2 separate regions of the Homo sapiens genome follow, and region 2 is linked to region 1. Evidence: chromatin loops called from intact Hi-C (ENCODE). Cell type or tissue: lower leg skin. All regions are shown on one strand. Each heading gives the region's core, and the rest is flanking DNA. Links, peaks and the distances in the headings are about the cores only. Region 1 overlaps GTF2IRD1 (GTF2I repeat domain containing 1). Region 2 overlaps GTF2IRD1 (GTF2I repeat domain containing 1).

Evidence for each region. A loop is a pair of places that touch in the nucleus more often than their neighbours do. Peaks named below come from ENCODE experiments on the same cell type or tissue, not always from the same donor. Only the 100,000 strongest peaks of a DNase experiment are listed, where the experiment ranks them.
Region 2: it touches region 1 in a loop (5-fold over the local background); 2 of 110 quality-filtered maps call a loop at or near these places.

Annotation. Positions count from the first base shown.
Region 1 is chr7:74,539,009-74,547,937 of GRCh38, reverse strand. It overlaps GTF2IRD1 (GTF2I repeat domain containing 1), which reads right to left. Exons shown (of 27, transcript NM_005685.4): 14 at 7,970-8,059; 15 at 3,136-3,183; 16 at 2,129-2,194; 17 at 652-835. Among named protein-coding and RNA genes, the nearest start is that of WBSCR23, 11 kb to the right of the region's middle. In lower leg skin, for the core only: no CTCF peak of the experiment used is centred there; a DNase peak (open chromatin) is centred at 5,178.
Region 2 is chr7:74,600,838-74,609,766 of GRCh38, reverse strand. It overlaps GTF2IRD1 (GTF2I repeat domain containing 1), which reads right to left. Exons shown (of 27, transcript NM_005685.4): 26 at 8,587-8,723; 27 at 7,162-7,402. The coding sequence ends at 7,334. Among named protein-coding and RNA genes, the nearest start is that of MIR10525, 9.3 kb to the right of the region's middle. RefSeq lists a silencer at 2,860-3,269. In lower leg skin, for the core only: no CTCF peak of the experiment used is centred there; a DNase peak (open chromatin) is centred at 5,244.

The DNA of each region.
Region 1 (8,929 bases), core at 689-8,688:
CCCGTGAGCTGATGGGACGTTCCCATTCTGCATCTGGGGAAACTGAACACTGCTCTCCTGAGACTGCGAGAGGGGTCAGTTCGGTGGCTTTGGGTCTGGCAGGCCTGGGGAGCCTCATGTCTGCCAACTGCAGCCAAACCCCATCTAACACCTTGCTGTCAAAAAAAAAAAAAAAAAAAAAAGAGAGAGAGAAAAGAAAGGCCTGGTGCCGTGGCTCACACCTGTAATCCCAGCACTTTGGGAGGCTGAGGTGGCCGGATCACTTGAGGTTGGTAGTTCAAGACCAGCCTGGCCAACATGGTGAAACCCTGTCTCCACTAAAAATACAAAAATTAGCCGGGCGTGGTGGCGCGCACCTGTAGTCTCAGCTACTCAAGGGGCTGAGGCAGGAGACTCGCTTGAAGCCAGAGCGGAGGTTGCAGTGAGCCAAGTTCGTATCACTGTACTCCAGCCTGGGAGACAGTGAGACTCTGTCTCAAAAAAAAAAAAAAAAAAAAAGGCTGGGCATGGTGGCACACACCTCACACCTGTGGTCCCAGCTATTCAGGTGGCTGAGGCACAAGAATTGCTTGATGGCAATTTGGTGCTGCTCCTGCCCCTTGGTGCTGAGCAGGGCCGGTGCTGTCTCCCATGGACCTGGTTGGGCCTTACCTCTTGATGACAAACTGGATGCTGTTGCTGGCCTCCAGAATCTTCCGGAGCTTGGCGATCCCGAAGCAGTTGGGCCTGCGGAGGGAGATGCCTTCAGGCAGTCCCACCACAAACAGCTCCTCCGGGTGCATCAGAAACTTGGAGTACGGCACCTTGACGGGCTCCGAGATGCCAATGGCCTTGGCTGCAGAGACATGGCTGCTGTAGGGCCACCCGGTGCCACAGGGCCAGGAGCCTCAACCCCTGTGTCCCGTGCCTGTGTCGGGGGGCAAAGCTGCCAGAGCCCTTTTGAGGGCCTGCCAGCTTTCCTGGGATGTGGAAAGAGTGGCCCCCCAGCCTGCAGGAAAGGAACCTGGAGTTCAGAGGGGACGTGACTTGTCTGAGGTCACAGAGCCACTGAACAGCAGAGCCAGGGGATAGGAACTCAACCCAGGGTTACCCCAAGGCCCACGCTGGGTCCATGCCCTCATGCCCAGGCAGTACAGAAGCCACCACTAATGGCTGCTGAGATTCGGCATTGCTTCCCCGAGTCCACTGGGCCTCGCCCTTCCAGTAAGGCCCCCCGAGTGTCCCTCCTGCCACCATAAGCAACCCCACACGCTGCTGTGGCACAACACCACGCCTTGGAACGAACCCGATCTCTGCCACTGAGTGGTGTGGGGCCTTGGACGAGTCACACCCCTTTACCAGGCCTCAGTTCTCCTCATCTGTAAAGTGGGTCTTAGGACACGGGGATTTTGTGAGATGGGATACAAGAACACAGGGGGCCGGGTGCAGTGGCTCAAGCCTATAATCCCTGCACTTTGGGAGGCCAAGGTGGGTAGATCGCTTAAGGTCAGGAGTTCAAGACCAGCCTGGCCAACATGGTGAAGCCCTGTCTCTATTAAAACTACAAAAATTAGCCGGGTATGGTGGCAGGTGCCTGTAATCCCAGCTACTCGGGAGGGTGAGGCAGGAGAATTTCTTGAACCCAGGAAGCGCAGGTTGCAGTGAGCTGATATTGCGCCACCACACCCCAGCCTGGGCAACAGAGTGAGACTCCGCCTCAAAAAAAAAAAAAAAAAAAAAGAAAAACATGGGGAATCACCTAGCCTCATGCCCGGCACACCACTGAGGTTATCTTATCTTATTCTTATTATGAGTCTTCTTGAGGACCCTGGATGAGGGTGAGGGCGGAGGGATGAGGGTGAGGGCGGAGGGCTGAGGGCTGGCGACATTACAGGGGAGGGAGTGGCCTCTCCAACCTGCGACTGAGGCAGAGTGTGAGTGAGTGAGCCAGGGAGCCTGAGTGACAGCCTCTCTAGTGTCCCCATCCTCATGATGGGTCCCAGCTCCTCCCTTCCCTCTCTCCCTTGTCCCTGCCCAGAGAACAGCTGGGATGGGAACAGGCAAGGGGATGCGACCAAAGCCCTTCTGCAAACAGGGCGGCTGGAGGGGGGCCGGGATGCCCCCAGACCCTGTCCCACTTCTTGCTCACCGTATCGTGTGTTGAAGAGCAGCTCCACCTGCTTCCGCAGGGGCCGGATCACGTCACCGTGGCTGTCTGGAAGGCAAAAGGCAGTCTGTTGAGGCTGGTTGGTGGCAGCTTCTCGGCTGATGTTCCTGCTCTGCTGGTACCAACATTGGCCCTGTGGTGGGATCTTGGAATGGGGGAAGGCTGGGGCTGGGGCGGTGGGTAACTTATTTCCTCAGAAATGGCACACGCAGACAGGTCCACAATTCCTGGGCTCACATTCTTGTTTGCGAAATCAAATCTAGGGCACCGCCAGCCTGAATGAAGATTTGGAAGGTTCTGTGGACTAGGAGTGACCATGGGTCTTTCTAGGTATGTGACTGAGTGTAGCATGTGATAGAACTAGTGGGTACCCACTAAGCCTGCAAATTGAGCAGGCTGCCACCAGGTGGCAGCGGAACTGTGTTAAGACTTCATGGTTCCTCCTGCCAGGCTGGGTTTGGGGAAGTGACAATTCTCTCCTCTGACACTCACTCATTCCATTCCAGGATACTACAGAGATGAAACAGACCCACCCTCACCCTGGCCTCCCTCTCTCTCTGTCCTACTTCCATTCTCAGCAGGGAGGGAATTCTCACGTTCCTGAGAATGGGCGTGTCTGCTGGACACAAAGCAAATTTTGTGCTTTCAGGCCTCTAATCTACTTGCTCAGATAGAGGAGGCTCAGTTCCCAGTCTTAAAACCTTTGCGCAAAGCAGCAGGGTGTGTAATAAAAACAAAGGCTTGCAATTTTCCTTAGCAGTGGGAACTGCTCTCACCTTTGACCAGGAACTTCCTGGTTCTAGAAGACAAATCCTTAAATCTCCTCCCATATCAGGCAGCCCACAGGATTCCCACCCCCACACCAGGGTGCTGGAGAGAGATGAGGTGGAGAGAACGAAGAGACCCAGAGGCCAAGGGGAGGTGGGCGGCAGGGGAAGAGAGATGGGGTGGGGGTGGGTGTAAAATGTCAGGGGTAGACAGGGCCTCACCCTCCACGGGCCTCTCCTCGGGCCGCGCGTCCTCACTCAGACCTTTGTCTAAAAGAGAACAGAGGATGCCGGGAAGCCACATTCATCATCTCCTAAGCCATGCACTGCCGACGTCAGGCCAGATAGCTGGGGAATGGCAGGCCAGGGGGCCCCAACTCTGAAGCATGGCACCCACTCCAATGGGATCAGGGACCCCGATTCCATACAGGTGCCTACCCTGGCCTTCACACGAAAGCAGGCTGAGATCATTTTGCATGCACCTCCCAAGCTAGTCTGTTCTAGACACTGAGGACACGTGGGAACAAGACAAAGTCCTCGGCTGGGCACGGTGGCTCACACCTGTAATCCCAGCACTTTGGGAGGCTGAGATGGGTGGATTACTTGAGGCCAGGAGTTTGAGACCAGCTTGGCCAACATGGGGAAATGCTGTCTCTACTAAAAATACAAAAATTGGCTGGGCATGGTGGCGCATGCCTGTAATCCCAGCTACTCGGGAGGCTGAGGCAGGAGAATCGCCTGAACCTAGGAGGCGGAGGTTGCAGCGAGGTCATGCTATTGCACTCCAGCCTGGGCAACAGAGTGAGACTCCGTCTCAAAAACAAACAAACAAACAAACAAAAAAACTTCCAGGTGAGAATACAAGGGACAATTTGTTTAAAATAGTCATCACATGAATTAGCACATAGATAAAAACATACAAAAGGAAGATGCTAGGAATACTAGTGGTTGCCTGAGGAGGATGTGACTGGAGCTTTTTCCTGGGTCTTGCTCTGTTGCCCAGGATGGAGTGCAGTGGAGCAATCACAGCTCACTACAGCCTCAACCTCTTGGGCTCAAGCTATCCTCCCTCCTTGGCCACCTGAATAGCTGGGACTACAGGTAGGTACCACCACATCCAGCTAATTGTTTTTTTTTTTTTTTTTTTTTTTTGTAGAGATGGGGTCTTGCTATGCTCCCCAGGCTGGTTGTAAACTCCTGGGATCAAACGATCCACCCGCCTCAGTCTCCTCAATAGCTGGAACTAGAGGCATGTACCACCACGGCTGGCTACTTTTTAAAATTTTTTGTAGAGACAGGGTTTCGCCATGTTGTCCAAGCTGGTCTCGAACTCCTGGGCTCAAGCGATCCTCCCACCTTGGCCTCCCAAAGTGCTAGGATTACAGACATGAGCCACTGCACCTGCTCAATGTATTACACAGTTCTGTATCATTTAACTGTTTCATATCAAATATGTGTAAACAGAAAAAGCACACAAATGCAAAATCCTCTAATCCATGGTGGTCCTGGACATCTCAGAATTTTCTTTTTTTGTTGTTGTTTTGTGCTTTTTGAGACAGAGTCTCGCTCTGTCACCCAGGCTGGAGTGCAGTGGTGCAGTCTCAGCTCACTGCAACCTCCACCTCCTGGGTTCAAGCGATTCTCCTGCCTCAGCCTCCTGAGTAGCTGGGATTACAGATGTGACTACCATCAGAATTTTCTTTTTCTTTTTTTTTCTTTTTCTAGACAGAGTTTCGCTCTTGTCACCCAGGCTGAAGTGCAATGGTGCGATCTTGGCTCACTGCAACCTCTGCCTCCTGGGTTCAAGTGATTCTCCTGCTTCAGCCTCCCAAATAGCTGGGATAACAGGTGCGCACCACCATGCCCAGCTAATTTTGTATTTTTAGTGGAGACGGAGTTTCGCCATGTTGGGCAGGCTGGTCTCGAACTCCTGATCTCAGGTGATCCCGCCTCGGCCTCCCAAAGTGCTGGGATTATAAGTGTGAGCCACCACACCCAGCCAGAATTTTCTTAATTCATCAGGTTTGACTGGGGTGCCTGGGAAGGAACCCTGCATGGGAAACATGTTTTCCAGCCCAAGGCTGTGTGACCTTGGGGAGGTGGATGAGCCTTGCTGAGCCTGTGTTCTGCTCTGTGAAACAAACAGCAATGATGCTGTGCTCATCCAAGGCCCCCAACCCCTGCAGTGCCACCCAGCCTCTGGCTGTGAGTGCTGCATGGAGGCTTCTATGGTGTTTTCTAAGGCCACTGCAAACCCAGCTGGGCACCGTGCCAATTCCTTAGGCGCCACGCCATGCTGTCATCTCAGCCTGAGCTTGGCGTCAACCAAACTCTCTGGATAGCTACGCCACAGACTGCTGTCAAGTCTGGTCATGCCCAGTTTGTGCTGGACAAATCATATTTTTTTCTTCATTACCAAAGTATTAGAAGTGCATCATAACTGATTTAGAAAATAAAAAACGCAAATCATTTTGCCTAACACTGCTACTGTTTTGCTCTACCCTTGTTTGTCCCCAGTGATTACGTTTGCAACACAGTTGTAAGCAAAGCACAATCAATTTTTCCTCTTTTGCTTAGTGTTACATCCTAAGCATCCTGCCTTGTTGCCTATTTTTGTTTGCTTGTTTTTGAGATAGAATTTCACTCTGTTGCCCAGGCTGGAGTGCAGTGGCGTGATCTCGGCTGCAAACTCCGCCTCCCAAGGTTCAAGCGGTTTTCCTGCCTCAGTGTCCCAAGTAGCTGGGACTGCAGGTGCCTGCCACCATGCCCAGCTAATTTTTTTTTGGTCTTTTTAGCAGAGATGGGGTTTCACTAGGTTGGCCAGGCTGATCTTGAACTCCTGGCCTCAGGTGATCTGCCTGCCTCGGCCTCCCAAAGTGCTAGGATTACGCAATTCTTCATGCCCAGCCTATTTTTGTTTTTTTTTTTTGAGATGGTGTCTTGCTGTGGCACCCAGACTGGAGTGCAGTGGCACCATCATAGCCCACTGCAGGCTCCAACTCCTGGGCTCAAAGGATCCTCCTGCCTCAGCCTCCTGAGTAGATGGGACTACACATAGGTCCTACCGTTCCTGTCTAATTTTTATCTATCTATCTATCTATCTATCTATCTATTTAGTTATTTTGAGGCAGAGCTTCGCTCTGTTGTCCAGGCTGGAGTGCAATGGCAAAATCTTGGCTCACTGCAACCTCTGCCTCCTGGGTTCAAGTGATTCTCCTGCTTCAGCCTCCTGAGTAGCTGGGACTACAGGCATGCGCCACCATGCCCAGCTAATTTTTGTATTTTTAGTAGAGAAGGGGGTTTCATCATGCTGGCCAGGCTGGTTTTGAACTCTGACCTCAAGTGATCTGCCCGCCTCAGCCTCCCAAAATGGTGAATTACAGTTGTAAGCCAATGCACCTGACCTATTTATTTATTTTAAGATAGGGTCTTACTCAGTGGCACCATCACGGCTCACCACAGCCTCAACCTCCTGGGCTCAATCAATCCTCCTACCTCAGCCTCCCAAGTAGCTGGAACTACAGGCACGCACCACCACACCCAACTAATTTCTGTATTTTTTGTAGAGATAGGGTTTCACCATGTTGCCCAGGCTGGTCTCAAGCTCCTGGGCTGAGGCAATCCTCCTGCCTTGGCCTCCCAAAGTGTTGAGATTATAGCTGTGAGACACTGTGTCAGTCAATTAAAAAAAAATCTTTTAGAGATGGAGTCTTGCTATGTTGCCCAGGCTGGTCTCGAACTCCTGGCCTCAAGCAGTACCCTCGCCTTGGCCTCCCAAAGTGCTGGAATTACAGGCGTGAGCCACCTCACCCTGCCTATTTTACTTATTTGCTTACTGTTTATCTCTCCGCACGAGGATGTGTACCCCAGCAGGTGGGGACACCTGTTTGGTCCACTGCTTTTTCCCCAGCCCCTTACGCAGGACCTAGTACATAGCAGGTGCTCAATAAATATTTGTTGAGGCAAGGTGTGGTGGCTCACGCCTGTAATCCCAGCACTTTGGGAGGCTGAGGCAGGAGGATCATTTGAGGTCAGGAGTTCGAGACCTGCCTGACCATCATGGTGAAACCCCGTCTCTACTAAAAATACAAAAAAATTAACCAGGCGTGGTGGCGGGCGCCTGTAATCCCAGCTACTCAGGAGAACTGCTTGAAGCCGGGAGGTGGAGGTTGCAGTGAGCTGAGATCGCGCCACTGCACTCCAGTCTGGGTGACAGAGTGAGGCTCCATCTCAAAAAATTTAAGAGATGGGTCTCTCTATGTTGCCCAGGCTGATCTTGAACTCCCAGCCTCAAGTAATCCCCTCACCTTGGGTTCCCAAAGTGCTGGGATTACAGGCACGAGCCACCTTACCCTGCCTATTTTACTTATTTGCGTACTATCCATCTATCTCTTCACATGAGGATGTGCACCCCAGGAGGTGGGGACTTCTGCTTGGTTCACTGCTTTGTCTCCAGCCCCTTACACAGGACCTGGTACACAACAGATGCTCAATAAATAGTTGTTGGATAAATGGACAAATTAATTCCAACAGGTGGCTCCTGGGAAGGACGCTGGGCCTTGTTATAAATGGAGCCTATGGCCAGGCACGGTGGCTCACGCCTGTAATCCCAGCACTTTGGGAGGCTGAGGCAGGTGGATCACCTGAGGTCGGGAGTTCAAGACCAGCCTGACCAACATAGCGAAAGCCCGCCTCTACTAAAAATACAAAATTAGCTAGGCATGGTGGCACATGCCTGTAATTCCAGCTACTCAGGAGGCTGAGGCAGGAGAATCACTTGAACCTGGGAGGCAGAGGTTGCGGTGAGCCGAGATCGTGCCACTGCACTCCAGCCTGGGCAACAAGAGTGAAACTCCGTCTCTAAATAAATAAATAGAGCCTACTTGAGGTTTCCAAAAGGAACCCAGCCTTGGATTAGGGTCAGGCATATATTGGGTTTCCTCTACTACAGACGGCTGACACCAAGAAACACCTGGGGACGGCCTGGCCCACCCCTTTCCCTTTGCTCCCTGGAGAGCTGAGTCCCAAGCACCACCAGCCCAGGTCCATTTCTTACCTGTCAGCATCTCCATCCCATAACCAGAATCCTCCGATGGCAGGTGCCCAGGCATCGAGTCTGTCATTTCCTCAGAGGTTGGCGAGGGGTCTGAAGACAAAACTCCGAATGACACGGGTATCTTCTGCCTGTCATACTCCTGTCACAGTCCCTCAGGGCCCACCCAGCCCAGTCTCCCCACAGACAAGGGTCCTTTTCTTTCTGTCTCTTTTTTTTTTTTGGTTTGAGATGGAGTCTCACTCTGTCGTCCAGGCAGGAGTGCAGTGGCGCCATCTTGGCTCACTGTAACCTCCGCCTCCCGGGTTCAAGCGATTCTCCTGCCTCAGCCTCCTGAGTAGCTGGGACTACAGGCGTGAGCCACCATGCCTGGCTTATTTTTGTATTTTTAGTAGAGATGGGGTTTCACTATGTTGGCCAGGCTGGTCTCTAACTCCTGACCTCAGGTGATGTGCCCGCCTCGGCCTCCCAAAGTGCTGGGATTATAGGCGTGAGCCACTGCGCCCAGTCATTTCTTTTTTTTTGAGATAGGGTCTCGCTCTGTTGCCCAGGCTGGAGTGCAGTGGTGGGATGACTGCTCACTGCAGCCTCCAACTCTTGGGCTCAAGTGATCCTCCTGCCCTAGCCTCCTGAGAAGCTACACCGACAGGCACACACCACCACATCTGGCTAATGTTTTGTATTTTTTGTGGAGATGTGGGTGTTGCTATGCTGCCCAGGCTGGTCTTGAACTCCTGGCCTCAAGCCATCCTCCCGTGTCAGCCACCCAAAATGCCAGGATTACAAGCATGAGCCACTGTGCCCAGCACCCTCTTGGCTTCTAACAGTCACCCCGTACTGAGGCTCCAGCGCCCAAATCTATCCTCTCCTCTGAAGATGTGGAAAATGAGGCTTGGCAGGGGGTAGGGTCAAACTCAGAGCCTCTCACACCCATGGCTTTTTCTTCTGTCCAGCCTCACAAAT
Region 2 (8,929 bases), core at 705-8,704, 62 kb before region 1:
AGCCGGGCGTGGTGGCACATACCTGTAATCCCAGCTACTCGGGAGGCTGAGGCGGGAGAATCACTTGAACCTGGGAGGTGGAGGTTGCTGTGAGCCAAGATTGCACCATTGCACTCCAGCCTGGGCAACAAGAGTGAAACTCCGTCTCAAAAAAAAAAAAAAAGAGTTAAGGCAGCTGGGTGCAGTGGCATGTGCCTGTAATTCTAGTGCTTTGGGAGGCTGTGGAAGGAGGATCACTTCAGTCTGGGAATTGGAGGCTGCAGTGAGCTAGGAGCGCGCCACTGCACTCCAGCTGGGTGACAGAGTGAGACCCTGTCTCAAAAAAAAAAAAAAAAAAAAAGATTTAAGGGCCCTCTTATTTTCCAGGAGACCGGTGTAGTTTATATTCTTTCACCAACTCGCTCACATTTAGTGAGTACCTTGTATGTCCTGGACGTAGGCGCTAGGATAGAACGGTGGATAAAATGGACACAGTCCTTGACATCATAAAGCATAAAGCAGGCAGAGAAGCAGAAAATAATGACAGAAAAAATAAGTTATTGTAGGCTGGGTGCAGTGGCTCACGCCTGTAATCCCAGCACTTTGGATGGCTGAGACGGGTGGATCACTTGAGGTCAGGAGTTCAAGACCAGCCTGGCCAACATGGTGAAACACTGTCTCTACTAAAAATACAAAAATTAGCCAGGCGTGGTGGCGCAAGCCTGTTATCCCAGCTGCTTAGGGGTCTGACGCAGGAGAATCACTTGACCCTGGGAGACGGAGGTTGCAGTGAGCCAAGATCCCGATACTGCACTCCAGCCTGGGTGACAGAATAGACTCCACCTCAAAAAAAAAAAAAAAAAAAAAAAAAAAAAGAACGAATGATACTTGATATTAATAAAATGATATTTATTTACTTGAGATAGGGTCTTGCTCTGTCGCCCAGGCTGGAGTACAGTGGCACAATTATAGCTCACTGCAGCCTTGAATCCCTGGGCTCAGGTGAGCCTCCCACCTTGGTCTCCTTAGTAGCTGGTACTACAGGTGCCCACCATCATGCCCAGCCATGAGTTTTAGGAAGATGATGAAATTTAAAAATTACAGGGCAGTGGCCAAGTGCAATGGCTCACACCTGTAATCCCAGCATTTTGTGAGTCCCAAGTGAGAGGATCCCTTGAGGCCAGGAGTTTAAGACCAGCCTGGGCAACATAGTGAACTTCTGTCTTTACAATAAGAAAAATTAGCTGGGCATGGTGGCATGTGCCTGAAGTCCCAGCCAGTTGGGAGGCGAGGCGGGGGGATCACTTGAGCCCAGGAGTTCCAGGCTTCAGTGAGCTATGATCGAGCCACTGCATTCCAGCCTGGGCCACACAAAGAGACCTTGTCTCTTTTTTTTTTTTTTTTGAGATGCAGTATTGCTCTCTCACCCAGGCTGGAGTGCAGTGGCACGATCTCAGCTCACTGCAAGCTCCGCCTCCTGGGTTCACACCATTCTCCTGCCTCAGCCTCCCGAGTAGCTGGGACTACAGGTGCCCGGCTAATTTTTTGTATGTTTTTTAGTAGAGACGGGGTTTTACCATGCTAGCCAGTATGGTCTTGATCTCCTGACCTTGTGATCCACCCACCTCGGCCTCCCAAGGTGCTGGGATTACAGGTGTGAGCCACCGCACCCGGCCTTTTTTTTTTTTTTGAGATGGAGTTTTGCTCTGTTGCCCAGGCTGGCGTGTGCAGCGGTGCGATCTCCACTCACTGCAACCTCCACCTTCTGGTTTCAAGCGATTCTCCTGCCTCAGCCTCCCGAGTAGCTGGGATTACAGGCATCCGTCACCACGCCCAGCTAATTTTTGTATTTTTTAGTAGAGACGGGGTTTCACTATGTTGGCCAGGCTGGTCTTGAACTCTTGACCTCGTGATCCGCCCGCCTCAGCCTCCCAAAGTGCTGGGATTACAGGTGTGAGCCATCTCGACCGGCCGAGACCCTGTCTTTTAGAAAAAAAAAAAGTAATAATTAATAATGAAGATAAATAACGCTTTGGTTCCTTAAAAAGAGGTACCTCGCAGGGCCGTTGGAAGCACCAGCCAGGAGAGCTCAGGACCAACCCTCCCCTGAGTGCACCAAGCCAGGCACCTGGGCGGTGCGGGAGGGTGGCCCGAGGGGAGCAGGTGCCCCGTCTCGTTTTGTGGCCCGTCCCTGCGCCAATTATTGCTTTATTACTGTTTTCAGTCAGATATAATTCCAGCATTTTCTATAATCTTGATCTTTTCATTGATACCAGATTTTTGTACAATGATTTGTATATAAAATGACTGTGTACCCACCAGAATACATTCCCCGGCAATTAGAACGTTTAAGATGCAGCTCCTAACCGTCCTTCATTTATTACTTTTGAAAGTGTTTTGTGATTTTTTTGGGGATGTGTTTACAAATCCAATAACAATTCTCATTTAGAGTTGCAAAACACGAAGCCATTTCGAACCGAGACAGATGGCAGCTAAATGAAGTTTAATTAAAGAATGAGTGCTTTGAATCAAATCACTTTTTAAAAAGTACAGTACACTGAGATTCTGGAGAGGTTGCATAAACAGCATCTGGGCGCTTCTGCGAGGAAAAGAGTCAGTAAGGCTTTCCCATCGGATAAGGGGCTGGGCGGGCGCAGGGTGGGCGAAGGGAAAAGCGGCCCTTTGCACAAGACCTCTGTCCTCTGCCTGGACACACCTCCCAAAGCCCAGGCCTCCAGGGACTGGGGGAAACTCACAGGAGGCAACCTCTTGCTTCAAACGCTTTGGCTTGGAGCAGGGGAAGGGGGTGGGAGAGGGGTCCCCACTTCTGCCCTTTCTTTAAGACATAGGGTCTCGCTGTGTTGCCCAGGCTGGAGTGCAGCGGCTCAATCCTCTGCTTTTAGGGAAGCGGGAGGATACGAGGGTTTGCTGCACCGACCCACTTAATTGCACGCCATCTGCACAGTGAGCCTGAAAGAGAACAGATTGGGAGCTTCGCGGGCCTTTGCGCGGATGAAGGAGGATCGGGTTCCCCGGCCCGCCCTACCCCCGGGCTCTGCGCCCTCTCCATGCACGGGATGGCAGTGCCCGCGGGCACAGTCTCAGCCCCGCCGCTCCCGGCCGGGGCAGGAGCCACTTCCGGCTCTGGCCGCGGATCTGAGCGGTGGAGCGGGGGCGGCGGGTCTAGACGACCGACAGGCGCCAGCGGGCGGTGGCGGGCGGGAGGGGGCGCCAGGTGGGCCGGGCCCGGGGGACGGAACGGTGGGACAGAAGGCTGGGGACCCGACCCCCTGCGAGGCGCCTGGAACGCCGCACCTAGATGCTTGCACTGGGTGCAAGGAAAGCAAAACAGATTTTAAATCCAGAGTCACAGGATCGGGGGTGGGGGATGGGTTACAGGACGTGAGGGTTGAAGGCAAGGTGGCAGCTGCAAGGACTCTTCAGATCATCTTGACTTCATAGGCAGTTTCTGCTTGGAGGTGGTGGCCAGTTGAGGAGGTCACTCCTGCCCCCATCCTGGAGTGGAAAAAGTGGGCCCGGCCCAGGGCAGGGGCTGAGGGTGGAGTGGAGGCGCCTGGTGGCACTGGGAGCCACTAGGAGGTGGGAGGGAGGAAGGTGAGGCTGGCAGCTGACTGGGTGGGGGGTTTGCACCAGCGGAGAGGGGGTGGCTGTGCCAGGCACGTGGTTTCTAGCGTCTTTCCAGGAGGAAGTGTGGTCTGGAAGGCTGGGATGGGGCCTTCCTCCCAGCTCTGGGCATGGATGGGACTGACCCTGAGGACTGGCAGAAGCCCTGGACTAAAGTTTTGACCATTTCCTCAGCTGATTCAGAACTCAGTCCCTCCAAGCCACAGGCCTCATTCTGGGCCCTGGGTGGACGGTTAGAGCCAGATCCTGGGACCACCCTGACCCCTGACTCTCCAGAACCCCTCGTCCACCCGACTGGCTGACCCTCTAGTTATTTTCTCCACCTGGCCCAAACCACTGCCATCTCTCTCTCTCTCTCTTTTTTTGAGACGGAGTCTCGCTCTGTTGCCCAGGCTGGAGTGCAGTGGTGCGATCTCAGCTCACTGCCAATCTCTGCCTCTTGGGTTCAAGAGATTCTTCTGCCTCAGCCTCCAGAGTAGTTGGGATTACAGGTGTCCACCACCATGCCCAGCTAATTTTTGTATTTTTAGTAGAGACAGGGTTTCACCATGTTGGCCAGGCTGGTCTCGAACTCCTGGCCTCAGGTGATCCACCCACCTCAGCCTCCCAAAGTGCTGGGATTACAGGCATGAGCCACTACGCCTGGCCTCTACTGCTATCTTCTGTTGGAGCCTCCCAGGTGGTCTTCTGATGTATTCCTCCCTTCCTTCTCCGACATCTCTCAGCGGGCAGGGGCACCCTTCCAAAATGCAGACCTAGGCCTGGCTCTCCCCCAGGTACTTCCTGCTGTGGGTCTCATTTGCCTTCTGGAAATTGCCTTGGCCCGGCTTATGAGGCCTTCCACGTGGGTCGGTGAGAAAAAGTACGCAGCTCTGTCCCAGAGTGCATGGCTGGGCAGGTGTAACCCAGGCTGGATGTCTGCCTCTGCCCACCACTTCAGCCCGGCACCATGTGTAGGAGACACCTGCTTAGCGTCCTCGGGAACCCTGACTAAGTCCACACCTGCCCTGACATGTCACCTCCAGCCACCCTGTGTCTGCTCTGGTGACACCTTCTTATTCCTGGAACGTACCCAGTCCCTGTCCAGCTCCGTTTTTGCCCACATCGCTCTCGTCTTAAACACCCACCTACCTCAGCCCTCCTCTCTTTGTCCCCCCAAAGCCTCACTTGCTCTTCAAGCCTCAGCTTCAAGGACTCTTCCTACTTTCTGCACTAGGTGAGGCCCCCCCGCTTTGTTTTTTCAGAGGCAGGGTCTTGCTCTGTTGCCCATGCTCAAGAGCAGTGGTGCAATCACGGCTCACTGCAGTGTCAAACTCTTGGTCTCAAACAATCCTCCTGCCTCAGCCTCCAGAGTAGCTGGGACCACGCACACACCACCATACCCAGCTAATTAACATTTTTTAGAGAAAGGGTTCCACTATGTTGTCTAGGCTGGTCTTGAACTCCTGGCCTCAAGCGATCCTCCCACCTTGGCCTCCCAAAGCACTGGGATTACAGGCCTGAGCCACCGCACCAGCCCTACTCTGTTTTGTACTCCCTGGCAGCTGCCTCCCCAATTAGGACACTCAGCTGCTTGGCCTCCCCAGCCAGAAGGGCAGGGCTCAGTAAATATGTGTCACCCAATAAGCAGGGACTGGGTGCCAGGCCTTGGACGCCTGCCACGCTCTTGTGACTTGTCTTTCTGCCTTCAGTCTTGTCCCTTCCTTCAACTTCCCACCTGCCCCTAAAGTGGTCTTTCTGAGACACAGCTGGGACCCCATCACTCTGCTTGTCAGGTATCCAGAGCTCTATCCAAAATCATCCCAGGCTGGGCATGGTGGCTCACGCCTCTAATCCCAGCACTCTGGGAGGCTGGGGCAGGAGGATGGCTTGAGCCCAGGAATTTGCAGCCAGCCTGGGCAACATAACCCAAGACCCCATCTCTACAAAAAAATCAAAAAATTAGCTGGGTGTGGTGGCTCACACCTGTAGTCCCAGCTACTCTGGAGGCTGAGGCAGGAGGATTACTTGAGCCCAGGAGTTTGAGGCTGCAGGAAGATATGATCGTGCCACTGCATTCCAGCCTGGGGACACAGAAAGAACTTGCCTCTGAAAAAAGAAAACTTGTCCTGCCCCCACCCCACCCCCCTTTTTTTTTGAGATGGAGTTTCATTCTTGTTGCCCAGGCTGGAGTGCAATGGTACAGTCTCGGCTCACTGCAACCTCTGCCTCCTGGGTCCAAGCAATTCTCCTGCCTCTGCCTTCCAAGTAGCTGGAATTACAGTTGCGCGCCACCACACCTGGCTAATTTTTTTGTATTTTTAGTAGAGATAGGGTTTCATCATGTTGGCTGGGCTGGTCTCGAACTCCTGACTTCAGGCGATCTGCACACCTTGGCCTCTCAATGTGCTGGGATTACAGGCGTGAGCCACCGCACCTGGTCTCCAAACCCCTTTTTGAAGAAGCCTCCCATCCAGCCACAGTGCTTCACTGGGATGGGCCCCTCCCTCTCTGACATTTACCATATTTAACACTTTTTTTTTTTTTTGAGACAGGGTCTTGCTTTGTCGCCCAGGCTGGAGTGCAGTGGTGTAATCATGACTCACTACAGCCTCAACCATCTTTACTCAAGCAATCCTCCTCCTGCCTCAGCCTCCTGAGTAGCTGGACTCCAGGTGTGTGCACCACCACGCCTGGCTAATTTTTGTGCTTTTGTTTTGTTTTTTTGAGACGGACTTTTGTTCTTCTTGCCCCAGCTGCAGTGCAATGGCGTGGTCTCAGCTCACTGCAACCTCTGCCTCCCAGGTTCAAGTGATTCTCCTACCTCAGCCTCCTGAGTAGCTGGGATTACAGGTTCCCGCCACCACACCTGGCTAATTTTTGCATTTTTAGTAGAGATGGGGTTTCACCATGTTGGCCAGGCTGGTCTCGAACTCCTGACCTCAGGTGATCCACCCGCCTCGGCCTCCCAAAGTGCTGGGATTACAGGCATGAGCCATCATGCCCGGCCTCATTTTTGCATTTTCGTACAGACGGGGTCTCCTTATGTTGCCCAGGCTAGTCTCAAACTCCTGACCTCAGGTGATTCACCCGCCTCAGCCTCCCAGAGTGCTGGGATTACAGGTGTAAGCCACATTTAACATTTTCTAGAGAAAGGGTTCTACTATGTTGCCTAGGCTCATCTCAAACTCCTGGTCTCAAGCAATCCTCCCACCTTGGCCTCCCAAAGCATCGGTATTACAGGCCAATGAGGTCGAACTCCTGACCTCAAGCAATCCACCCACCTCGACATCCCAAAGTGCTGGGATTCCAGGCATGAGCCACCACGCCCGGCCCCGTGGCACATTTTCCTTCCGTGGCTTTTCTTCTTGAGGTCACGTGCTCCCAGGAGCACAGAGAGCTCTGGGGTCTTCCTGGACACTACCTCTGCTGTGATGAAGAAGGAGGGCCTTGGCAGGCCACCTGAGCTGCGTTTCCTGACCCTGTCCCCAGTGACAGCTGCGGCCACGATCCAAAAGAGAACATGAAACAGTGACCGTAAAAGTAAAGGCAACACTCTTTTTTTTTTTTTTCTTTTTTTACTTATTTAAAAAGGCCTTGGTGGCAGGAATATAGTGTAAAAATCATTGGAAAAACTAAAAGGCATCGATACATATCCGAATATACATTTTGTACATAAATTACATTTCCTTTAGTCTTTCTGAGTGAGGTCCTGATTCAGTACTGAGGTCTAGTAATTAAGAGGTCCCGGGAGCTGCACGTTCAGGCCGGCATAGTCCACCATGTACATTGGCCATTGCTAGAGAGAGGGACAAAGGGACTGGATTAGGACTCCAGGTGATGCGGAACAAACCCAAAATGCTTAGTTCTGCTTTTGGAAGAGCTTTCTCAGAGGCTATTTATTTATATTTTTTATTTTTTTGAGATGGAGTTTCACTCTTCTGCCCAGGCTGGAGTGCAGTGATGCAATCTCGGCTCACTGCAACCTTGGCCCCGCGGGTTCAAGCGAGTCTCCTGCCTCAGCCTCCCGAGTAGCTGGGATTATAGGCGCCCGCCACCATGCCCGGCTAATTTTTCTATTTTTAGTAGAGACGGGGTTTTGCCATGTTGGCCAGGCTGGTCTTGAACTCCTGAGCCTCAAGTGATCCGCCTGCCTCGGCCTCCCAAAGTGCTAGGATTACAGGCGTGAGCCACCACACCCAGCCTATTTATTTATTTTTGAGATGGAGTCTCGTTCTCTTGCCCAGGCTGGAGTGCAATGGGACGATCTTGGCTCACTGCAGCCTCAATCCCCTTGGGCTCAAATGATCCTCCTGCCCCAGCCTCCCAAGTAGCTGCGACCACAGGCACGTGCCACCATGCCTGGCTAATTTTTTTTTCTGAGACAGTGTTTCACTCTTGTTGCCCAGGCTGCAGTGCAATGGCGCGACCTCGGCTCATTGCAACCTCTGCCTCCCAGGTTCAAGCGATTCTCCTATCTCAGCCTTCCAAGTAGCTGGGATTACAGGCATGAGCCACTATGCCCCACTTTGCCCGGCTAATTTTGTATTTTTAGTAGAGATGGGGTTTCCCCGTGTTGGTCAGCCTGGTCTCAAACTCCTGACCTCAGGTGATCCACCCGACTTGACCTGCCAAAGTGCTGGGATTACAGGCGTGAGCCACTGCACCCGCCAGCCATGTCTTTTCATGTCTCCAGCTCTGGTGCGGCTGAAGGGTGTGGGCAGGTGGACCTCAGCCGGCCCATCTGCCCAGCGAGGATGTGAATTCCTGCCTGAGTGCCTGTGAGTACCCCACGAGAAGGATGGGCTACCTCTTGGGTGAGACAGGTGGATGCATCTATAACCCCCGAGGCCGGAAGGTCCCCACTCAAAGCCCAGTGCCTCCCCGTCCCCTGGGCCCACATCCCAGAGTAGACGGCCCTGCCAGACAGAGGGGTGAGGGCCACAGAGATGAGTGCCGGAGTCCAAATCGGTGCAACTTTACCACGAGTGAGATCTGGTTGGCCGATGCCACTGAATCCGGGTTAGAGGACGAGGAAGAGGAAGACGAGGAGGAAGAGGAGACGGAATTTCCTTCCGAGACCCGCTTTCTCTTGCGCTTGGGAATGCTGCTGTCTTTGGCTGGAAGGAGGGGAAAAGGCTGTTGACACTGGAAGCTGAGGCTTTTCTGTCTCAGCCTCCTGAGCTCCCTGGAAAAGTGCTCTGTCTTAAGGTTTCGAGTCCCCCTTTCAGGATTTCAGGCTCCTGATCCCCTGGGGGTCAGGGCCCACCTGTCCAGAGCCCACATGTCCAGCCTCCTTCCCAAAGCAAGCCCGAGGGCCCACTCT